Regions from separate parts of the Mus musculus genome. Here all the other regions are linked to region 1. The links are chromatin loops, found by intact Hi-C in ENCODE. Cell type or tissue: left cerebral cortex. All regions are shown on one strand.

The links. Hi-C counts contacts between places; a loop is a spot of excess contacts. Peaks named below come from ENCODE experiments on the same cell type or tissue, not always from the same donor. Only the 100,000 strongest peaks of a DNase experiment are listed, where the experiment ranks them.
Region 2: it touches region 1 in a loop (4-fold over the local background); 7 of 42 quality-filtered maps call a loop at or near these places.
Region 3: a loop joins it to region 1, with 3 times the contacts of the local background. A loop is called at or near these places in 20 of 42 quality-filtered maps.

The regions. Positions count from the first base shown.
Region 1 is chr12:34,653,726-34,661,725 of GRCm38, forward strand. The region is part of intron 3 of Hdac9 (histone deacetylase 9); the gene reads right to left. Among named protein-coding and RNA genes, the nearest start is that of Gm46347, 130 kb to the right of the region's middle. In left cerebral cortex, CTCF peaks have their summits at 127, 4,692 and 7,827 (motif pointing right); DNase peaks (open chromatin) are centred at 116, 4,643 and 7,791; H3K4me3 peaks cover 338 bases.
Region 2 is chr12:33,960,146-33,968,145 of GRCm38, forward strand. No RefSeq gene overlaps it. Among named protein-coding and RNA genes, the nearest start is that of Twist1, 6.5 kb to the left of the region's middle. In left cerebral cortex, no CTCF peak of the experiment used is centred here; DNase peaks (open chromatin) are centred at 638, 1,199, 2,034, 3,045 and 6 more places.
Region 3 is chr12:34,436,242-34,444,241 of GRCm38, forward strand. Hdac9 (histone deacetylase 9) reads right to left here. Exons shown (of 28, transcript NM_001271386.1): 5 at 896-1,137. Among named protein-coding and RNA genes, the nearest start is that of Gm51984, 230 kb to the left of the region's middle. In left cerebral cortex, no CTCF peak of the experiment used is centred here; a DNase peak (open chromatin) is centred at 4,918.

The DNA of each region.
Region 1 (8,000 bases):
GAAATTCAATTAACAGGGGGAGGTGCTCATGAGGAAATGGGGTGCTCAGATGTCTGCAAGTTAGGGCATCGGGTTCAGATGCAATAATGCTCCTTCCTGGTAAAATAGACATGCTGCTCTCTAGAGGCTCCATGGAAGAATGGCACAATGTGGGAATGGAAGCAAGGCGAGGTAAGGCTGGTCCTCAATGCTTTTTGACTTACCTTACACATTTAGTGCTATACTGAAATGTAAGTAAATACCTTTAGGAGGGATTTCTGCACTTGATGCCAGCAATAACTGTCTGGAAACAGAGTTACAGATCTTTCCTAGTTATTTTATGTGCACTTTAAAAGTTTATTGATATATGCTTATAAATTTAGCCAGTTAAAATGTTTTAATTAAGTTAACTTAATTAAATATTATATTTAAACCAGATTGTATAACTGTTACCACAATCCACATTTAAAACATTTCAAATATTTCAGTAAATTCTCTCCTGCCTAATCCCTATTCCAACCCCAGGTTCTGAAAACCACAAATCTATTTTGTACCTCTATAGATATGAGTTATATTTCATGTTTAAATACAGCAGCTTGGAAACAAAGAAATCAAAACATCACCATGAAGATGTGTTTTTCTTCAAAGTGTCTTTCTTTTTCAAAGTGATCAATATAACTAAATGAGATTCAGCTACCTCACTGAACCAAGTTTCTGGGGCTGTTTTTGCAAACCCAGTTCCTAGGGTCTGACACATTTTAACCCTGGGAAGATCCAGGGCTGATGGTATAGCTGTCGCTAGTGTCTTTCAGAAAAGTCTGCAACATTCCACAGCAAACTAAAGCTTCACTGGTTAACAAGTGGGAAGAATTCATGGTAGATGCTCTAAACTGGACCTCTAGACCACCCCTCCAAACTACAGAGAACATTGCCAAAGGGGATAGAAAGGATAAAAGAGTGAAAAGATGGAGAGATACGCCATAGGAAAGGATATCCCCTGCACATGATATGGCCATTCATGTATTCACTGTAATCCAGGCCATCTGCAGAAGACATGCACAAGACTGGGCTTGCCCACATTTCACCCACTGATGGAGTAGGAACCCAGAAGACTACTGTGCTATCTCCTTATTCAAGGAGAAGGTGTTCTTTTCTGCAGTGGTGAAGCAGCCCTTGCTCCAGTAAATAACCTCCGACCCTTGGTAAGAAACTCTAACTAAACACAGTGAGCCACACACCAAAATAATGAATTGAAGTGTTGGTGGGATCTTGTTGTGGAAAGGGGTTTCAAAGTAAGAGGGAGGATAGAAGAGTGTGGGATGAGCATGACCAAAGTAATTTATACAAAAAGAAGATGCCAGGCAACAAAAACTTTAAAAGGAGTCATGATTTTAGTATTTACCTTCATCAGGAATGATGGGGGAAAAATCCCTTTTAAAAATTAAAACTAGATTCTTCTCTTGTATAAAAGATCCCAACCTAAGTTCCCCCTCCCTCCACTTCTGCAACCTCCTCACCATCTCCCCTCTCCCCAGATTCACTCCCCCTCTGTTTCCTCCTCAGAAAAGAGAAAGCCTCTAAGAGATGACAGCCAGACAGGACAAAACAAGATACAGTAAGACAAGGCAGAAGCCCTCGTACTGAGACAATCCAGTAGGAGGAAAAGAGACCCAAGAGCAGGCAAAGGGGAGATAGATAGTCCTGCTCCCACTGTCAGGACTTCTACACCACCACCCAGCTAACAGCCATAACATATATCCAAGAGACCTGGTACAGACCCATGCATTTTTACCTGAACATTTTTGAATGTTAAACTATCCCTTTCTCTACTAATGAACCAATCTCTACTTTAAACTGGTCACAATCATTTGAGTCTGAGAGATATTACCTAGACATAGGCACCCTACTGAAAACAGAGATCTACCAGGAACCGAGATTCTTGTGGCATTAACTGCAAAGCTTACAAATTCTCTGCTGGGGTTGGACAGTGGCTCTGAAACATGTGGTTAGTCTGGGAAGTGTCACTGCACCAGAGCTGACTTCTTCCTAAAGGAGATGTACCATGTGTGAGAGTGGTGGGGCCACCCTCAGGTCACAGCCCACTGTGGCGGTCTGTGATCCATAAGATGTAAGAGTTATTTTTCCAAGGTCTAGAACCAGCATGTCTGTCTGAGAACACAGACTGGAGCAGAGATTTTTTTTTTTATCAATTTACAATTTTTTTTATCATGTGCTCCTCAAATCCCTGGGGCCATGTGAGGTCCAGTTTGTTTCCAAACATAAGGGCCAAGGCAAAACAATTTCCAGTCTCTCTCAAAGAAAAAATACGAAAGCTGCATCAGGTTCCGGGATGTGCTGAGCTCTGTGGCTGTCTCTGGTGCCTTAAGAACACTGCCGGGTAGGCAGCAGCCTCTCAAGAGGTCTGACTATAGGTAACAGATGAAAACTAGATTCTGAAATCACAGCAAGGCGGAGGTGCAGCCAATTAGAGTCTGGATTAACAGAATAAAGCAAATCAAACTAAACAAAAAAAGAAAAAATAGCAAGGATTTAATGGTTTGACTTTCTTGCCTTTTTAAAAAACTTTAAAGCATTATCAGTTTGGGAACAGTGTATCTTTGTGAATCAAAACCAATGTAATTAATTAACATAACTTGGTCCACTGATTCACCTCCAACAAACAACATGGAAAGGCCCAGGTCTGTACAGTAATGGCAGCTAACACATCTCTTCTCTTCCAAACATCATGGAGCAGTTTTATAAACATCAACTTGTATTAATTTAAACCAAATATTAAAACCAAACTTTTTTCCTAGGTGGTAAAGCTTGTCTGCATATTTTCATTATTACAAAATGGTTGCCTTTAGTCCATAAACTACAAGGGCATAGTAAGGTCACAACGGAGTGGCAAACACAGTAAATTAGAAGGAAAGTAACCAGAGCCTGTATTTAGCATGATTCTTTTCACCTGGAAGTAAATGAGTATACACAGTCCATTGATTAGTGCTGATTTGAAATGGAGTTTCTATTTAAATGATTCTTCTAAACTCTGTTTTATAGCAAAAATTTAAAGTATTTTTTTCTTTATGGTTTTTTTTTATCATCTGAAAATATACAACCCAGGCTTTGCCAAGTGCAAATGTGAAATTTAATTTGAAGCCATTCTTGATTTAGCTTGCACATATACTAACATCAGAAGACAAGAATGCAAAGTGATCTGCTATCTGGAATTGGAAGATAACACAAAAAAAGAAAAAGAAAGAAAGAAAGAAAGAGGAAGGAAGAAAAAGGAAGGAGGAGGAGGGGTAGGAGGAGGAGGAGGGGGGGAGGAGGAGGAGGAGGAGGAGGAGGAGGAGGAGGAGGAGGAGGAGGAGGAGGAGGAGGAGGAGGAGGAGGAGGCCTGTATTGTGCTTGACTCCAGAAGTCTGCCCTAAGTACCATGCAGGATGGTGGAAAGCAAATGCCTGAGTTCACAGTGCCTGCCCCTTTCCTATCAAGCACAAAAGTACAAGGTTTTCCTGAAGAAGAGAAGGGTTTCAGAACTCTCTAACCCATGTGTGTTGATCATGTAGGAAAACTGGCCAGTACTTCTGTTGTGTTGTCTCCATTATATGCAGTTGATACCCAAGATGCATCACATAATGTCTTCAATCTCCGTCAACTACCTCATAAAGAGTCCATTTGCTCTTAGAGAATAAGAAGGCTGTGAGAACAGGTTCAGGATCACTCTGAAGCAAGAATGGACGTTAATAACTATCCTCAGGGGCACAGATGAGGAAAAAGGGTCATTGACTTAACATTCTTTAATTCTTTTAGGTATAATAAGACTACGTCATGATTTACAGCTGAAAAGCACAGCTTTTGTTTTGCTTACCAATAAAAGAAGGTCTTTCATAACCTCAACTGTTGTGACACTCTGAGAGCTGAGAGATTTGAAGTTACCCTTTATATGGTTGGCTGAAATCTCTCTGCCTTGGGGGGTCTGGAACAGGGGGAAGCCTACTGTTGCTTAACTCCTAAGACATCAATGTTTCAGGGCTTACAATTGTATAAAGGCATTTTGTAGGATGACATCAAGGAAAATAACTTTTATGTGTTTATACTTCCAGAGGGTCATATATTGCTAATTAAACAGGATTCCTTCAGTTTGATTACATAAGGGGGCTTGGGTTTGTAATTCAATAGCACGTGAAGGTCAGTAGAGTTATGAAAGAAACTTTAAATTTTATGAGAAATCCGGTAACTATCAGGATATTTGCTCACAGAGCTGGAATATTTCTCAAAGCATTTTCCTGATCTGTTAAGATACAGGAAAATATTTTGCTGGCTACAGGGGTGACCAGATATTACAAGACCCTAAATCATGCAGATGGGTCTTTTTGAGAAAAGCCAATACTGAAACACAGATCCAGATCCCAGATTGTGAGGTTGAAATTTCAAAGCGACTAGACGAAGCAGGCTAAGACCTGTCTTCCAGCTTCGCCATTCAGCTACACTAATACATTCCCTGAGCAGTGTTCTGAAGTCCACCTCTCCAACCCAGCACATCAACGCATGCAGTGAGAGCCTTGACTTTGACCACCATGTTCCCATTTGAATATTTAAGGCAGGGGCGACTTACATCTTACAAAGCCAAGAATCTTTTAAAGTGAATTTCTGGGAGGTTTGAGATAGCGGCTGCTCCAACAATTGTAGTACTGCACTGCCCTCCAGAGGGGAATCCTTGGCAAATACTCACAATCCATGAACTACAGAGGGGATTGGGGACTGTGTGGCAAAAGTCTTCACTGTGATTCTTGTACTTCTTTCTCTCACATCTTAAAAAGAAACAGGTCTGTAAATCAGCGGCAGCCCCGATGCTCTGAGCACACAGCGCCTTGTCTTAGGTCTTCTGTCTTGTGTCATCTCGAAAATTTATATTTGCTGCAGCTTTCACTAAGTGATAAATATTAATTATTTCTGTCGGAAGCCTTGTTTATTCATGCATATTTTACAGAAAAAATCACACTAAACACATAGCCAGAGGCAGCCTTTGCAAGCTGAGACTCCTCACAGATGACTTGCAGGCACACAAAGGATAGCTAGAGACAGGATATTTTACTGTCTAATTATGTTGTCACCACCTAACTGAAATGTGAAGGGTGCCCAAAGCTATTGTGAGAAAAATATAACTTATCTTGAACTTCCCTCTTCTTCCATTATGGAACCCATTTCTACTCTGTCCTGCATGCCATCTCAGACAAGGGCTGGTTTCTGTGGCTTGTCAATTCCTGGTTACGCAGTATCTGTTCCAAATGAAAGAAGTTAAGTCAGAGCTGATGATTTCTCAGTTTTGTTCTTGTGGGACAAAGTCAACTTGTGAATGAAGAGCCTCTGCTTGGAAAAGTTAAACGATGACAAATATATATGTAGGGCTTCACAAATAATAATTCAATTATCACATCTATGACAGTGATACTGTCACCACCAGCTGCTTTTGGTGCCAATGAGTCACAAACAGGTTAATTCGGGATCACAGAACTGGGATGTGATAGAGCCGAGATCCAAATTTAGTTTAGCTTCAGAGTCTTATTTCTTGGCGTTTTTTTACATTAACTTAATATGCTAACAAATAGGTAAATACCCTGCCTAGCAAACTATAAATATCATTAATAATATTTTAAATGAAGTTAATATTTAGATCATGTCTCTATAGTCCATAACACACAAAATTATTAGAATCTCCATGGACCTTGGAAATGCTGCAAATTGGAATAAAATATAAAGTAATTTTGTGATAATTAGAAAATATCTAATCTCATTAGCTTTTAGGAGAAAACACCAAGACATAGAAACAACAAAAATGGTGGATCTGTAGTTAACAGCAGTCGTTGCTATTCGAGAGGACCCGGGGTTTGTTTCCCAGTTTCCATGTGGTGGCTCAGAAGCATCTGTTGTGAAGATCTAGCGCACTCTTCTGACCTCCATGGGTGCCAGGTATCACAAAGTGCATTTATACACACATAGTCAAAACACTCATACATATAAAACAAAACTAAATAAATCTTTGTGCATGCAGTCAAAAGACTCATAAAAACTACCAAAATACTAACATCCTTCTTAAGATCATGAAGATAAATTGTATAAACATATAGATTTATTCCTCAAATATCAAGGACCTCATTAGATATGAAGGAACCTACATGTCGCATATATATATATATATGTGTGTGTGTGTGTGTGTGTGTGTGTGTATATATATATATATATATATAAACCATCATCACTTTTAGTAATTGTGATGATGTATCTCTTAACAAAGGAAGGAGGAAGACAATATGCCTGGTGACTTCCAATGGAACCACAGAGGTATCATCATAAACAGTCACATAAAAGCCATGTACACAAAATACACAAAATGAATTTCAGGCTATACTGAGAAAACAATGTTCTTGCATCAAGCACTGGCTGGCCTGCTAGCCAGGTGGCTGGATTTAGAAACCAGAAGGCCCCGGGGAAGGCAGTCGTCGGTAACTACAAAGCTAATGTGGTCAATGCCCGGTGTCGTTATGGGGATTAGAGGGGGGTCACACTCCACAGCAGCACCTGCACAACTATGACATAAGCTTCTAGCTGACATAAATCATACTCTCTCTGTTTTGAAAGCAAATAATAAAATAGTTGTTCCATGTCTCTTGACCTTTACTTCTGGGAAACTTACATTTTTCCCTTTTTTGCTTTGGAAGGAAACCTCCCCAGCCCCTCCCCTCCTCCCCCCACCCCTGCCACAATGAAACATACTCAAAACACCCATTTCTGAACACATGCATAAAAAGTCATCTCCTTATCTCCAAAGTAATTCTAAACACCATTAACTTATTATGTTGCAAAGTAGCTTAACATAAGGCAGAAAGGCAGGAGGAGAACAAGACACTCAGAAAGACAGACACCAAAAGGAAAGCCAGGGGTTAATAGAGATGGAGACCTGTAGCTGCCCAGCTGAAGATGGAGAAAAACCACTGAGGCATTTCCACCGAGAGCTGCTAAAGGTTACTTAACAAGAATGCAGGGAACGTGCTGCACACTTGGTTTCTAGATTCATCTTTCCCATAGAATCCAATTATGCAAAATTGCACTTTGCCCAAGCCTGCTTCTCAAGTCAGCTTTAACTTGATATAAGATTCAATGAAATGAAAAGAGAAGACAGAAATCACCCTGAAGTCACTGAATTAAAGATATGTTTTATAATTGCAGACATTTATAAATCCAATTTGCCATAAAAGCAAAATGCAGAGTGGTAATGTGACAGGAAGGGGGAAACCCACTGAATGAGCATTATCCTGTGTCTATACTATAGCTTCTGCTCAGAGACAATAGCCAGGCCTGCTATATAGGGAGCATTTTATTTGCATTCTAAGATTCATACTCACACACATGATGGTTCTCTAGTGTCTCAGAGAAGACCAAGGGAGCTGCGCACATTATTTATAGTGAATGGCTGACTTACGAGAGAGAAAAATGATCTTTACAAAACAATTAAGGGTCAGTATATTGGGTACATGGACAGAAATACCAGCAAAATGTGTGCTGTGCACATGGACATATAAACCACCAGCAACAGACTTAGCACATAGATACATAAACCAGCAAGAACCAGGGACAATATTGTGCAAAAACCATGGGCCAAAAAGGGGCAATGCTGTGCATGTGGACACACAGTGCAACAAAGAGCAGTGTTGTGTACATTGAAACATAAGCCATCAAGACTCAATACTATGAACAGAATATATAAATAATAAAAGGGTGGTGCTGTGTATATTTAGACACAAAAGCAAGGATCAGTATTGTACACATGGACACATAAGCCACCAAGGGGCAGTGTTGTACACATGTACACATATACACACTAAAACAAAACAGCAAGGGGCAGTGCTGTATACATAGACCATAAACCACTAGAGGAGTCATCTTTTTTTGATCCACCAGCACAGAAATGCTATGCTCTAACAAATAACCCAGGAGATTCTCATTGAAAATTTTGA
Region 2 (8,000 bases), 690 kb before region 1:
TTTATTTCCTTGTCACTATGGATTTTTGTCTTTTCCTTCATTTCCATTTCTGAGAAATGCCAATGTGCTAATGAAAACAATACATACATTATATATGTATATATACTTTATCTATGTAGAAAACTTAAATCATCAAGAGACAGTTGTGTGATTGCTTACTTCTTGAGTGAATGAATGATAGCCACCGTCATATTGGTTAAAAAAGAAAAAACATTTGCTCTATTAATGTTAACTCTATGGAAATCGTTCTCCTAAAATATACATACAGAATATACATCTGTGGGGTAAAATAAATAACCAAATTTTTGGTATCCCTTGTAATTTCAGGAGCGAGTATAATTCTTAATTCAGCCTCTAGTTAGGACCATGTACACACACACAAACACACACACACACACACACACACACACACACACCTGAAGCTCCGTAAAACAAGGACAGATGGTGCTGGGTTTTATTTCTGTCAGGATATTTCTGGGACAAAAGCATAGTTTTTGTCTTTGTTTTTAACCATTAAACTAGTGATTTTTAAAAATCGGTTTAGTCCTTAATTTTTTGACCATGTTAATACATTCACATACAAACAGGGGTTTTCCAGGCTGGAAATGATTGAGGTGCCTAATGCACACAATCACTTAGATAAGCCTGCATCTCCAGGTAAATTGCATTTACATAACTGGAGATTATTTTATTACCTGAAGGTTTTTCTTTCACTCTTCACACAACAGTACCAAATGTTGCCATGACACCATTGTAAGATAATTGTTGTGAATATTTTTAGGCCACATTTTACAATAAGGAGCCTCCAGTTATAGTAAAATATTAGTGAAAGCTTAGTGAGTTACTGGGTTTGTTTTGCTATTCTGTTTTTAAATTTTTGCTAATCATTTAACCTTATAGTGAAAAAGAAAGGGCAATTGATTGTGTGTGGTGCATCCGTGGTGGTTGTGGATTGTATGTGTGTAAGATAAAACTGTAAAGAGTCCTAAAAGGATGAGGGAGATGCCAAGATGACAATTTCCTCTTGCAAGAGCTGTCCCATTGTGCCCATTTTCCAGATGTTCTTGGGGAAGCATCCATGCTCACTAGCCTGGTCTGACTATTTGATATTTCAGATGTCTTGAAGTTCACCAAGAGGGAAGTCCCATCGTGGCTGAGAAGGTAAATGCTATCCTAATGCTGGACCCTTAAGGAAAGAGTAGCTCACATTCGTCTCTTTATTTCCACTTTTTTTTCTTTTTATGAAAGAAAACCGGGGATAGGCGATCCCATACTGACAGTAATAGGAAAAGGGCAGAATATTTTCTCCCGGAATTTCATAAAAATAGACTTTTTTTGAAAAGCTCTTGAGTAGTTTTATTTAAGTGAGGCAACTTTGTGGCGGAAATTGCTTCCTAGAATATAATCTTCAAGAGTGTAAGCTTGCAAAGTTATTTCTTTACTCTCACCTCCTCTAATGCAATGAAAAATGCTCTACTCTTCATAGTAGAAATGACCTGTTTGTTCACCTCTCTGGTTACTCTCATTTCATTATTTTGATGATAGTTACCTTTGTTTAAAATATACTTGGCTAAATTACCCGTTTATCACAGAGATGCTAAATAACATCAAGTAAAGTGCTTCGACTCCTGTCTTTTGTCTCCCAACCACAATGCTGTGGCTAAGAGGAAGAATTATGCTAAGTGATCTTCCATGTAAGAATTGAATTTATTTTTACTCTGGAAATAGTTGTTTTGTCTTGTTTATAATTTTCTCCAATTGATAAACCTTCGACTATAGCATTAAGTGTGCTCAGGCACACACATTGTGTGTGTGTGTGTGTGTGTGTGTGTGTGTGTATGTATGTGTGTGTGCGCGCCTGTGTACACATTAAGCAATGTATAGATAATTGAGGCACCGTTGGAGACCCCTTACCCAAAGTGTCACACATTAATAAAATAACCTCAAATAGAAACTCACAACCTGTGTACTTTCTTCCCACTTTCAAGACTGGCACCGGCTTCCTGCCCCTGGGGTCTTTGGTCTCTAAGGGAGCTTTTTAAGGGACACTTGGCCTCTTGCAAAAAAGTAGAGCATTTTGCACATTCCATAGTTTGGCAAAGTCAGAACTAGTTATTTTCTCTAGACCAGTATCAAGTTCTTCTCAGGCATATGATTTCACTTGAAGTCCTGCCCAGGAATCCTTCAAAGTGAGCATTTGTCCCGCTCTCATGATGTCAGGCGGTTTTCCCTGCATCTGTAATTTGAAGAAAAACAAACAAAACTGCGGGGGGAACAAACGCCACGGAAACCCAAACAGAACTCCGTGGGGAAGGAGGGTCTCACCTGCATAGGGTGCACCAGAGGGGCACCAACTGAGGCTACCCAGTGTGGGTGGCAATCTGGCCAACCTTGTTGAGAAAGTGTCAATGTCGCTGCTCTCTGTGGATGGCACGGACCCACCACTCTGGGCCTCTGGCCGCTGCTCGAGGCCGCTGCGCCAAGTGTCAGCGGTAGCACGGGGAAACAGATACAGACACAGGCAAAGACCCAACATCAAATTTCCAAAGACAGGCCGGCATTAGTGACAAAGTGGGGGTCGGGAAGGGAATCCCCAGGGGCCACTTTTCCAGAAATTTCTGTTAATGTGTCATAAAGAGTGCCCCACCCCTAGCAGCAGTGAAAGTAGAAGCGCTCCAGCACAATGGAAGATTCTTCTTCCTTATTTTTAACAGCGACAACCCCATTATTTCCCCGACTAGTCCTTGGAAAGCGACTATCGAAAATACAAATAGGATTGATTTTCTGTTCAGTGTTCAGTGGGCAGCAAAAGACAGACCTACTAAGCCTAGTACTGGGTGCGGTTTCCATTCTCTTTTGTTTCCAGGCCCCAAGACGCAACCCCCGCTTAATGTTCTTAGCAAATCAAAGCACGCATCCTTTGAAGAAGGTGTGTAATTGGAGTTTGAGGCATATATGGAATTCCCAGATGTCTATAAAGTAAAAAGGAGCCTATGGCAGGTCGCTGGAAGGTGGGGCAAGTTACAATCACTGCCATACGCCGAACTGCTTCATTTTCTCTCCCTTGATAAAGGCCAGCAAATTAAGCCTCAGGAAAGGTCGGGATGTGAGCATCGTCTACAAGCATCTTCTTGTACCAGAATCATAGCAGAATAGCAAAAAAGCACATGGTCAGAAAACCTCAAGGAAAACAGTCAATTACAGTGGGGATTTCGTGGGCGCCCTGCAACAAGATCATTTGGGTTTGCTGCAGTAAAGGCCGTCAGTGGCTTCTTTATTGTTTATGTGGACTATGTTCTGTTTCTTCTTTTCCCTCTTACCAAACTGGTGTTGTCGTTTTTTTGCAACATGTGACTTAGGCTGAGGCCAAAGGAACAAAACTTCAGACTATTAAAGGAAAAGGCAGTGCTGAAAACATTCCTTCCAGAAGGCAGCTTTCTTGGGGGTGGGGGTGGGGGTGGGGAGGGGAGATTGGGAGCGGAACGAGTGAAATTACATTTATGTAAAACAGGCAGCCTAAGGGTCTACCAGATAGAGGGAAGGCACCGCGAAAGGACACCAACATCACCCACCCTCTTTCCGGTTGTACCGAAGAAGGTGAAGAGGAGTGAGATGTGAGCTGACACGAGTTGTGTGTGAGTGTGAGTGTGAGTGTTGTTTCCCAGGCAGGTTTTGTTTTGTTGTTTTGGTTTTGGTCTGGAGCCCGAATCGAAAAATGACTTTTCCGTAGGGCAAGGCAATTGCCGTTTTATCTACCTGTAGAGTGGTCCTCCAGGTGGGAGATCTATGGGTGTGCTGAGGAAATTGGGTTTAGCAAAGGTTATCACTGGGAGGGGGGCGTTTTTTTAATTTTTTTCAGGAGTTTTGACTTGAGGGCTGGAGCAATGAGGGACTAGAACAAAGAATAGCAAGGAAATGGCCCCTAAGGCCCAAGGCAGAGGTAGAAGGGACTGGCTGGGGAAGCGGGTGTGACAAGTGAAAGGTCGGGCAGGTACTTGAGGAAGTTTATCTTGCCCAGATGTTAAAGCTTTTATGAAATGTCACGTGAAGAGAACAGATGTGAAAGTCGCAAGTGGAGCCACGCCCTTAAGCACAAGGAAGGCTTGCAGGGAAATCCAGGCATAAATCAACAACCTTTGTTTTTTTTTTTTTTTTTTTTTTTTTTTTTTTTTTTTTTTTTTTTTTTTTTTTAATATCTATCTTCTCTCTTAAATACTCACTCATAGGAAGTGAAGGTCCATCTTAACTGCCTCTTCCTGAAATCCCCGATTCTTCCCTGCCCAGCCAGGCCTTTGTTTCTCCTCAGCTTGCCTGTTTTCCTTCCTCATGTCCCTTTCCCCACCTCCCAAGTTTCTCTCCCTTCTTCTTTGCATTTGATCCTGAGCAAAGTATCTGGTCTCGGTTTGGAAAAGCTGAAACTAATCAATTGCCTATTTGAAGGGGTAGAGAGTGATAAGCGAGCAGGAGGCTTGACAGACTCTAAAGCTCCAAGATGCTTGGATGGGCTGAAAGATGAGCATGTGATCTTCCCTCCTGGGGCTGGGAACCATTGCTCTGGAGATCCTTGCATCCTTGGGGAGAGGCTTTCACCAAGGCAAGAGACTGCTTTGATTGAAAAGGGATTTGTTCTTTCAAAAGACTTGTGCACATAAGATACCTGTTCCTCCACAGGAGATGGAAGCTTGGCCTATAAACACAATTTAAATGAATTAACAGTTACCCAGTTTGGGAAATGAATAAGATTCCCTTTTCTGAGTTTAAGAGGGATGATCATGGAAGGCCTTGTTAATACTAATGTGTGGCCATGCCAGGATCTCAACACACAGCAAGAGTTTAAATGTTTGCTGTCTATACAGTAAAAATGTAAGGTAACTGTGCTATGCCTCTTTTTTTTTTTTTTTTTTTTTTTTTTTTTTTGGTAACTGCAACACATCCCTAAATCATTTATACTGCATCTGGCTTATTTATTATATAGCTTTCTGTAGGGCTTTATGTTTTAACAAAAACTTAAGGAGTTAGAGTAAAATTTTCTTCCACAACATTAAATCCAATTTTAGGGTTTATCTTGTTCTTAGAATTTCCTCCAAGCTGAGAGAGTGAGAATTCAAAGAGATGCCATTAACGGGTAACCAAAATTTTCAATACCCATAACCAGATAAACAGGCAGGTCCTTTCATAGCATTTAGTCTCAGTACCTTCTGAATCCTATCTAAACCATGTCACCAGGGTGCACTGCTTTGGGGTGCATATATTCTTATCTGGTTATAGCCCCTAAACATCTTGGATTCTGACCCTGTAAACAGATCCTCCCCCCCCCCTTGGATTTGCTTGCTCTTCAAGGAAACATTAGATTGAACCCCCCTTGACCCCCCACCAATATAAAGATTTCTTTGGGGGACTTCCAGGTCTTCATTTTCTAAAACATACCACCATACAACCTCTCTCTCCCTCTCTCTCTCTCTCTCTCTCTCTCTCTCTCTCTCTCTCTCTCTCCCTCCCTCCCTCCCTCCCTCCCTCCTCCTCTCCTGTTTTACTCTGTAACTTAAAGGGCTGGGGACTTTTGTGGAAACCATTTCCCCACTGCAGATTTAGCAGTGAGACGAGATCCCTTAGAGTCCTGTGGGTACAGCTCTGAGACAGTCTGGCAATCCACTCCTGGGGGCAGAGTCCTGCCTTCCCTGACAGTATTCTTTAAAATGTTCTTGTAAATCCCATTTGTACTTTGAACAGATTTCTGTTAGCCTCCTGCTTCATTCCACCCCTGACTTCTCTTGCCACTCCCCATCAACACACACCTTTTAAAACTTCTGAGTATTGTAGCACAGAAAAGAGACCCAGGATGGAGAAGAATCCTTCCTCTTCCTTCTTTCTCTGCAGACTGAGTGAAATTTAAAACACATCTCATAGATCAGTTTTCCTCCTCTGATGTTAGACACAGTCCACGACCCGGATTTTCAAATAGCCAGGCAGGAGTCTGCAATATTTAATCCAGCCAGCTATTAAATGTCCTCAGGCTAAATCAGGAACACAAGAAAGAATCCTTACGGGATAATGATACCAAGAGCAGTTGGGTGGAGGGAGGGGGAGGGGCAAATAAGGGGCAGACAACTCCAGAAATATCTTTCACTTGAAAAACTCTGGTTTTAGAACTCCTGTCAGAATAATAACAAATCGAAGAAACCTGAAAGAAAAAGTCTTTGCTCAAGGATATAATTTTAATGAAATACAACAACAACAACAACAACAACAACAACAACAACACACACACACACACACACACACACACACACACACACACACACACACTTAAAAACTGCTTCAGAGACTCCGCTTTTCCTTTACCTATTAGGGACTAGGAGGGTCCGTAACGTGATCCCGTCCCTCTTCCTGCCGCCCCTTCTTTCCCCAATTAAACCAAAACGGTTGTAGTTAGGAGCCTGGCCGGCGGGCTGAGGCTGTTCACTACATCTCCGTTCCTGCTCCAGCGCTTGCATTTCTCCAAAAGCCAGCCCCAGTGGGACTGGGCCTAGAGGTTCTTGCCTTTTCACAAAGGAAGGAACCTTCACCTGGAAGCCGACTTTCCCGGTATCTAGCAGGGGAAGGCAACAAATGTAGCACCAGGCAGATGGTGTTCCCCAAATCTGCCTGCCAAGGCTTCCCACTGACCCGGCCCAACGGTTTTTGTTGATTTAAACCTTCGGGAGGAATTGCAACTGCGAGAGCAAACGGGGTTGAGAGTAGGGGAGTAAAGCCAGGAGGCCGAGCTGGAGAACACCCGAGAAAAATGCAACATTTGGGAAGGGGTGGGGGGTGCAACCTTTTAGGCAGCAGGGACCAGGCATTTTGGCAGCCGCATCTGTCACTTGAAGCAGTGGACAGATAAAACCATCCCTGATCAAAGAGGTTCGTTCATAAATCACCCCTAAGAAATGGATGGTAAGGAGTAAAAGACACGTGTCGAATAATCTCGACCCCGAGTAGGCTTCCTGCCACGCGGTCCCTGCCGCCCCTTCCCGTGGTTTCCAGGCGCCTGGGCTCCCAGCTGGGAATGGGGGTGCTCTCCTTCCTGATTCTCCCCTCCCCCAGCCCCGCTGCCCCCTGGCCTCCGCCTCACAAGTTCTCTGAGGCCAGCCAGGTTTCGGGTTTGAGATTTCCACACGATCTTGACTCTGGACTGACCAGGCAAACAGCAGGGCAAGAGGATGGATGGAGTCTTTATTTAACTCTGAGGAGACAAAAGAGTGGGTCTCGCAAAATAGAAGATGTCTCGCTTCCAGGTCCTGTCCTTAGATTCTTCTTCTTCCTACCCTCCCCCACCCTTACCCTCACTGATCTTTATTCCCAGAGAACTCAAATCTCTGCAAAGTGTTCTGGGCAAACCATGCGCGGAGGGTAGAGTTCAGCCGGAGTTGAAACGGTCCTGGCGTGTGCGTTCCGGAATATTTGGGTTTCGCACGCAGCTCAGTCAACCCTGGTGCTCTGTCTAGGAGTAGTCGCTGTCCTGGGCACTAGGATTAACTCTGTTCTCTTTCTCCCTCCCACTGGTCCCGCACCTGCTTCCTCTGGTTGACACAAAGCAGGCGAAGGCGAAGGTCCAGTTCGTGCGCTGAGTGTCCGGCCAGCTGTCTGAGGACACCGGGAACGCGTGAGGGGAGGGCTGAGCGTCTGGTGTCCTAGTCCCCAGTATAAGCCATGCTAAGGAACTTTGTGAATCGGTTTGCAGGGTTTACAACAACAGACCCCTACACCCCAACCCTTGGTTCCCCCCACCCCACCCCGCAGCTTCAATGTCTTGTAGATAAGCGGGATTTTGCATATAATAGGTGTTTATGGTTCTGGAAACTACTCTTTGATCTGGGATTTGAGGGGTGGAGTGTCTGAAAGGTCTCTAGACGCTTGTCTGATTTGAATGCTTTTCAGGATGATTTATGGCAAAAGGCTCATTTCTGACACTTCCAGATGCCAAAGCTTTCTTACCCGCCAGAAATGCCAAGGAAACC
Region 3 (8,000 bases), 220 kb before region 1:
TCAAATTAAATGTCTACTTTGTTGAACTAAAACCTCCCCATGCGTTTTTAAAATTTTGAAAACACTGGGCCACTTAGCAGCTCACGTTTTAGATCTTCCCCACTTTGCTTCTCAAGTTTTGAGATAAGATCCATGTGCCACCACCCCCTCCAAGTTGTCTGTTACTAAACGTCTTTGCCAATTATTTAAAAAAAAAAAAAACAACAGATCAATCTATGGTAATATTTTCCCATTGAATATTCTGAAGAAGAAAAAGAACAATTTGGCATATATACAATCACCAGATGTCAGTAAAAGTTCCTCAGCTAATGCTATATTTCCTCTGAAATAACAGTCTATAAAACCACTGAAATATTTATGTCACTTTTTGCATATAAAATTCCCTTCATCTTTTCATTGTATTTGTATTTTGAGTATAAGCCCTATGGGATATTTTCTAAGGAAGAACTACATTGCCCTATATTGAAACCAAAAACACAGCAGAAGAGGGCCGTCTCTCTTCACAAGATGAATTTATCCTTCCTGGTAAATAGTACGCACAGATTCTTTAGTAAAATAGTATGGACCTGCCCAGTCTTGTGGTTCTTGGTGGTAACTATACAGGCACAGGAGCACACAGCAGAGAGTACCCATGAGAATGGAAAGTTCTTGTTGCTACCAGTGAGTCTGTGAGGGAAAGGGCAAAATCAGCAGAGCTCTCCCACTACCAAAGCAAGGATTTACCAGGTACTTACCCAAGTCTCCAACTAGTACAACCACACTTTCCTTCAAGTCACATATCCGTGTCTTAATCACAGGAAAATTCCCCATCAGTGCTCCCATGGGTCGGTCTTATGCCCACATCATGGTGCAGATGCCCTGATTGAGAAGTCAGAGACAAAGACACATTTGCTACCTTGATGTGCTCCTGGAGTTGTGCTTGATGCTGCCTTGTCAAATTCTCGTGCTGCTTCTGAAACTCTGCTATGAGGAGCTGCTTCTGGATCTGCTGCTGCTGCTGAATAAGAAGTAACTCTTGCTGCAGTTGCTTCTCGCGGACGACAGGATCCACCACAGGCATCATCATCCTGAGATCTGTCCTCAGGTCTAAAGGTGAGATGGGCTCCAGGCCCATAGGAACCTCTGATTTCACGTCCACTGGAGACACAGAAAGGAAGACAGAGAACGGGGTAGAGAGGTTTGGAAATTAGCACGTTGATTTGTAAACATACCAAGAACAACAACAACAAAAAAAAACACTATACCCTGAATAGCGCATGTAAGCACATGTATAAAGAAATGGGTATAATCTCTGCTTCATATTGAAGGTGAATTGTGTTCTGCCCATCAGCTTTGGCAAAGGGTACATAGGTTAATTTTTACTCAGTAATATGTTTTCTGCTCTGAATCTTCTACAGATGGATTCAACTAATGGTACCAAGAATTATTCATAAAATATATTAGACTGGACCATTTAACTAATGTAAGCCAAGGAAGATCAAGAAAACCAAGATAAGGAAAGATGTCATACAAAAAAAGAAACTCTGTCACAAGAATTCATGGACTTATAAAAAGTTTTATACTCAGAGACAGAAGATAAATTCTACCTTAACTTAAGCGTGTCATGCAATATATCTGCCTCACCATTACACCTGGGAAGGACATGGGAGAAACTACATCCAGGTTCAGGTGATGGTGACTAACCAGAGCAATGGGCCAAATCCCCACATGGAGAAGTGAGAGTAGCCCAGTACCTAAGTGGTGATGTTTAAATAGCAATCATTTAAATTGTGGAAACCTCATTCTTAAAATAAACAAGAGAGAAAGAAGTATGAAGGAACTTCAAGTAAATAATTAGTCAAATTCCCAAAGGAAAAAAATGACCCAAGGATAACTGGATAACTGTGGAAGACAATATCTAAATAGATAAAAATTGAGTTAAATTATATATATATATATATATATATATGTTCATGTATACATATATGAAGTGTCTAACATAGTGTGAATAGATAAACATGCCCCTCACTCAAAGAAAGACTTAAGCAGCAAAGCTGCAGGCAGGGTGGATCTTCAGAAGTTGCTTGTTTATGGCTACTGTCTACTTGATTGGTCAGTACCCATGCCAAACTGGTGGTTAAGCCTTCTGTGGAATTAATCTACACAGAGGAACCAGAGAGGTTTTATAATTAAGTCCAACAGGGCAAGTTAAAGACAACAGGTCTTTGGGAAGCTGAGGTTATAGCTCTTTAAAATTGGTGTACAATTACTCAGATCTTAGACCCAGCATAGACAGAAATAACCAGAAATTTTAATTGCAAAAACATTTAAAATATTTTAACCTTCTGAGCAAGGAGCTCAGAAAAATCGTTCAGTAAGTCAAGCATGACACACACAGGCTGCTAGGTTCACCCTCTATTCTAAAGCCAACCCAATGCTTGCTCCCACTCTCCTATTTGCACAAGCCTGATACTGCTATCTCTACTCTGTCTTAGCCCATCACTGCTAATGTGGAGATGGTGTTAGGAACAACAATAACCAGAGGCTCAATAAGGGCAGTTACTCAGAGTGTGTACAACATGCTGCTCAGTAATGGTTTTGTCTTTTCCATGATATAAAAATGGAAATTTTGTGTACATTGAAATATTTCATCAATACTGATTGGCTAACAAATCCAAAGTATATAAGCAACTATGGTAATAAAATGGTAGTGATTTTTATAAAGTATTATAAAATTAAAAGAGCAATTCAACAACTAAGAATCACCCTTATTAGTAAATAATACAAACCATTAAGAAAATGAAACATCATGTAGCACTAACAACCATATATATGTGCACGCATATATGTGCAAGTATATATGTTTACATGCAAAATGCCTGTAATTTTATAGGGTAAGAAAATGACAGAATTATTTATTGCAAGTGGTTCTTTCATTTGATTTAAAACTGCCAAAAAAGTAAATCTGCAACATGAACCAGGAGATATTAACTCTTCTGCCATTCGATTTAGGTTTGCTACTTCTACAAGTAAATCATACAGAAACAATCCTAATGGGGAAAAACCTTCAAAGCCATATTATTTTCTGGAGATGTTTTTTTTTATTATCATAGTCATCGAGTAGAAGGAACACCAACATAAAGTATGTCATACTCATTGGGTTTGTAAAATGTGGTCAGTGGCTGGGGAGAGGTCAGTTGATCAATTTTTGCTTTATAAGCATGGCAAAACAATCGATGATGGCATTGCATGCCTGTTATCCTAGTACTGGAGAGGTGAACAGCGTTAATTCCTGAGACTCACTGACCAGCCAGCACAGCTTAGTTGGTGATATCCAGGTCAGGGACAGACAATGAGGTGCCTAGAGAATGATACTCAAGGTTGTCCATTGACCTTCCCATGTATATGCATGCATGTACACAAGCAATACTGACATATGACAATGGACCCCATCCGTGCACACATGCTCACAATGTATGAAATCCCTAAAAACTGTTTATAATAATATTAAAATGCTTAAAAGGTGATAATAAATTGGCATTTATACTCTGACAACCAAACTGTATAAATCTTTATTAAGCCCCATAATATTAGCTATCATTCTAAACGTTGAATCTCAGGACTTTGAAAAATAAAGACAAAAAAAATCAGCCAACTAAGCATGTACACAACACACACACACACACACACACACACACACACACACACACACACACACACGGGGCGGGGGGAAGAGATTTTAAAATTGGATTAGTCCCTAAGTTCTGATGAAAAGAAGCCACAGAGAGCCCATCATGGTTGTGTTTTAGATGAGACGATGAATGATTCTTCTTTTCTTCTGCTTTCTATACTTTTTCAAATTGCCAAAAATACTCATTTGCTTCTACATGGTCTATGGTACTTAGGTTTGAATAACCCAGCTTGGGAATTACAAGTTTGTGTTCTGTGCAGACTTATGAGTTATCTTCAGTGCTTAAAGAAAAGCTCCCAGTTATTCTGTTTATTGATACCTAGATCTCACATGTAAATGCTTATGTGTCAAACGAGCTGCACTGCACAAATGTGTGAGCACAAATGTGTGAGCATGCAGACCGGTGTCCATCTTGCTTTGCTAACACTGGTTATTCTTCAATGTGTAGAGAAGAAGTTTGTAGTATCAACTCTCTGTAACAATTCAAATAAGATGGAAAAATGATTAATTAATAAACTATTGTTTGGCAGACAGCAACCTCTTATGACATTATCCTTGTTCAAACAAGGGATCATGACGTTCGAAAGCATATGAAGATGGTCTAAGTAGATCTCTTAGCTGGAAAGGGACAATGCAGAATTTCTAGTCAACACAGACAAGAGAGAGTTTTAGCATTAACTTAAAGGCCTTCCATGAATCAAGCTTAAAGCATTGCTGTTACTAATATACTTCATTTTATTCTTTAACATCTTTAACATATGTGTGTTTGTGTGTGTGTGTCTGTCTGTATATCAAAGACCTTTAGTTTTGCCTTATTGTTCATAAACTATGAACATGAATTCCTTAATCTTTTTGCAAACAAAAGAAGTAGAAAAAAGATAAGGAATAAAATCCTACAGTGGTCTGAAACCCTCATTGCAAACCTCAAAGAATAATTTGACTTCTTAACCTGCTATCCCAACAGAAATGATTGTATCTAACTGCTTGCCTTTGTTCAGAGACTAATCACTAAATTGTGAAAAATCTCCCTCAACTGATAAAAACTCCCCTTGATTATAAATAATCGCCCAAGACTGAGAAAAAGCGGCGGGCAAGATCCCAGTCGTTCATCCAATTTATTCAGCAGTGATCCACATTCCATTTGTCTAGACTAAATATAGCAGCGTTTATACAAGAAATCAATAGTGCTTGCAGAGAGGAGAGCAGAGGCATGAATATTTCATCAAATGTGAGGAGAAGTAGCAATCACCAGAGTCATGGCTCTGGCTGGGTCATCTCTAGCCTGCTGGATTCGCCCCTGCTGCTTGGACAACAGCTCATCTATCTCTGCAGGCCACTCTCGTATCACTGCTGTCCTCTAATTTTAGCAGCTATGGCATTATGGGTGACAAAGACGCTTCTTATTCCAAAAGGAATGTTGCATTTTCTGACATCTCTGCTGTCAGGCTAAGGAGCTTCCCAGGAACATGAATAGAAGTATAAAACCAGGGATGAGTTTCAACAAGTGACAGACACCTTTGTACACAGAATGTGTAAGAATAGGCACTGTGAATAGCTACTGGATTTTAATTAGAAATAACCAGTTTTACAAGGAAAATGTAACCATTATTCTTAGTAGTGGGTGAATAGAATTCCCTCTGTTTATACTGTTCTTGGTTTGTTTGTTTGTTTGTTTGTTTGGGAAGACACACAGTTCTTCAAAGGTTATTGAGAAGTAGTTGTCAATGACTTGGTTGACAAGGCAGCTGCTGACAAACAATATTACCATTAGTTATCTCTGAATTGTAATTTTTTCTTAACAAACTCCAACACCTAGGACACAAGTAAGAGAGAGCCAAGATCAAACTAACTTTATTTGGACTTCTTCTGAGGTTATAAATAAATGCAAAGAGTTTAAGAAATAGTTCGGTGGTTAAGAGCACAGACTACTCTTCCAGAGGACCCTGGTTCAGATTCCTATATAAAGTCTGACCACCATCCATAACTCTATTTCCACTGGATCTTTCATGCTCTTCTGACCTCCACAGTCACTGCATGAAGTGATGCACAGACATACATGCAGACAAACACACATTCAAAATAAAACAAACAAGTTTTACATAAAAATGAAAACATGTATGAATTAGTTTAGATTTTTCAAATGCCCAGGTGAAAAATTTCCCCACACATATTATCTGATCTTAACCATTACATTATAAAAACCTATTTATTCTGTGTGCATAGGTTTGTTTCTTGACAGTTGCTATTTTGTTATTCAAAATATGCATTTTTTCCAAATAATTTTCATTTTCTAAAGTATTTATGAACAAAAAACTTCCTATTTCAAAGTCAAAACAAAATCCTAGATTGTGTGTATGTGTGTTGCTTAAACAACTATAACTATTATAAACACATACACACACATAGATATACATATATACACATATATATATACACACACATATATACATACACACACACACACACACACACACACACACACAGCTTTATTGAGCATATAGGGAAGATACATCTTAAAATCAATACCAGGCCCAGGGCCACAGTTGATTCCAAAACTAACAGCCACAAATCTTTCTTAGTTCTTACTTTGTGATATTGCTAGTAAATGACACCTAAATCTGAAGTTTTCTTGTCTTGCAAAAGAGGATGCCAGTTGCTATTTCATCCAGTGGCTCCACAGGAAATTTCAACCATTTTAACAATGTTTCAAGTGGATAACTTGTAAATGGAAACATTTTAATGACAGACTTTTGTGCATGTACCAGTGTCACTGTGGCTGAAGGCATGGTTTAAAGGCTCAGCTTCACACATAAAATATTACTATAGACATGTGTGGGTCAATGAATGACTTAGCTTTTTATATGCCAAGTGCTATAGAAATCAGAGCCATCTCTCCCATTATCAGTTGTTAATATTTGTAATTACAGAGGTCCTAACTAAGGACACAGTGTCAACAATACTGGCCAAAGCCAACATCTATTCAGGTTCCTTATGCTAAATGATTACCCATAAATGTTCTGGCAAGTGGACGTATAACTGAACTATCTTGATTTGGGAAGAAGGGAATATTGCGTTGATCACCCACTGTACTTATTCTGTTCTTCCACCACAGAGACCTGCCTGATATACTCTCTCCATCACTGTAACACTACTCCATCAAATAAATAGGCAGTGCCACTAACTAGCATGAGGTGTGGGAAAGCTTTGTGGAACACTGCTTCAGTAGTGTGTGCAGGGCTTCTTAAAGGACACCCAGAATGACAGCTTCAGTAGACACTTTCAATCAGTAATCTTTACACTTGTCTTTCTTGGTTTCAGACTTCAGGCTCTGCCTGGCAGACTGGCTCTATCAAAGCACATTAATACTTAACCCACTCCTACATCTTTGAAATTCTGGTTGGTACTGAGAACTGTGACACACCTAGCTAATCAGGGAGGGCGAAGACAACCATCCCTCTATGCTTTAATGCTCTGTCTTATTGTTTCTGTACTTTACAGCTAAATCAAAACTGGGGCTTTCCTTCAGTCTCAGCTCTGCACTTTGTCTCTGTATCGCCTCATGGATATTTTGTTCCCCTTTCTAAGAAGGACCAAAGTATCCACACTTTGGTCTTTCTGCTTCTTGAGCTTCATGTGGTCTATGAATTGTATGTTGGGTATTCTGAGCTTCTGGGCTAATATCCACTTGTCAGTGAGTGCATACCCAGTGTGTTCTTTTGTGATTGTGTTTCCTTACTTAGGATATATTTTCTAGTTCCATCCATTTGCCTAAGAATTTTATAAATTCATTGTTTTTAATAGCTGGGTAGTACTCCACTGTGTAAATGTATCAAATTTTCTGTATCCATTCCTCTGTTTTGGGACATCTGGGTTCTTTCCAGCTCCTGGATATTAAAAATTAGACAGCTATGAACATAGTGTAGCATGTGTCCTTATTACATCTTAGAGCATCTTCTGGGTATATGCCCAGAAGTTGTATTGCTGGGTCCTCAGGTACTACTATGTCCAATTTTCTGAGGAACCACCAAACTAATTTCCAGAGTGGTTGTACCAGCTTCCCATCCCACCAACAATGAAGGAGTGTTCCTCTTTCTCTACCACCTTGCCAGCCTCTGGTGTCACCTGAGTTTTTGATCTTAGCCATTCTGATTGGTGTGAGGTGGAGTCTCAGGGTTGTTTTGATTAGCATTTCCCTGATGATTAAGGATGTTGAACATTTTTATAGGTGAATCTCAGCCATTTACTATTCCTCAGTTGAAAATTATTTGTTTAACTCTGTATTCATTTTTAAATAGGGTTATTTGATTTTCTGGAGTCCAACTTCTTGAGT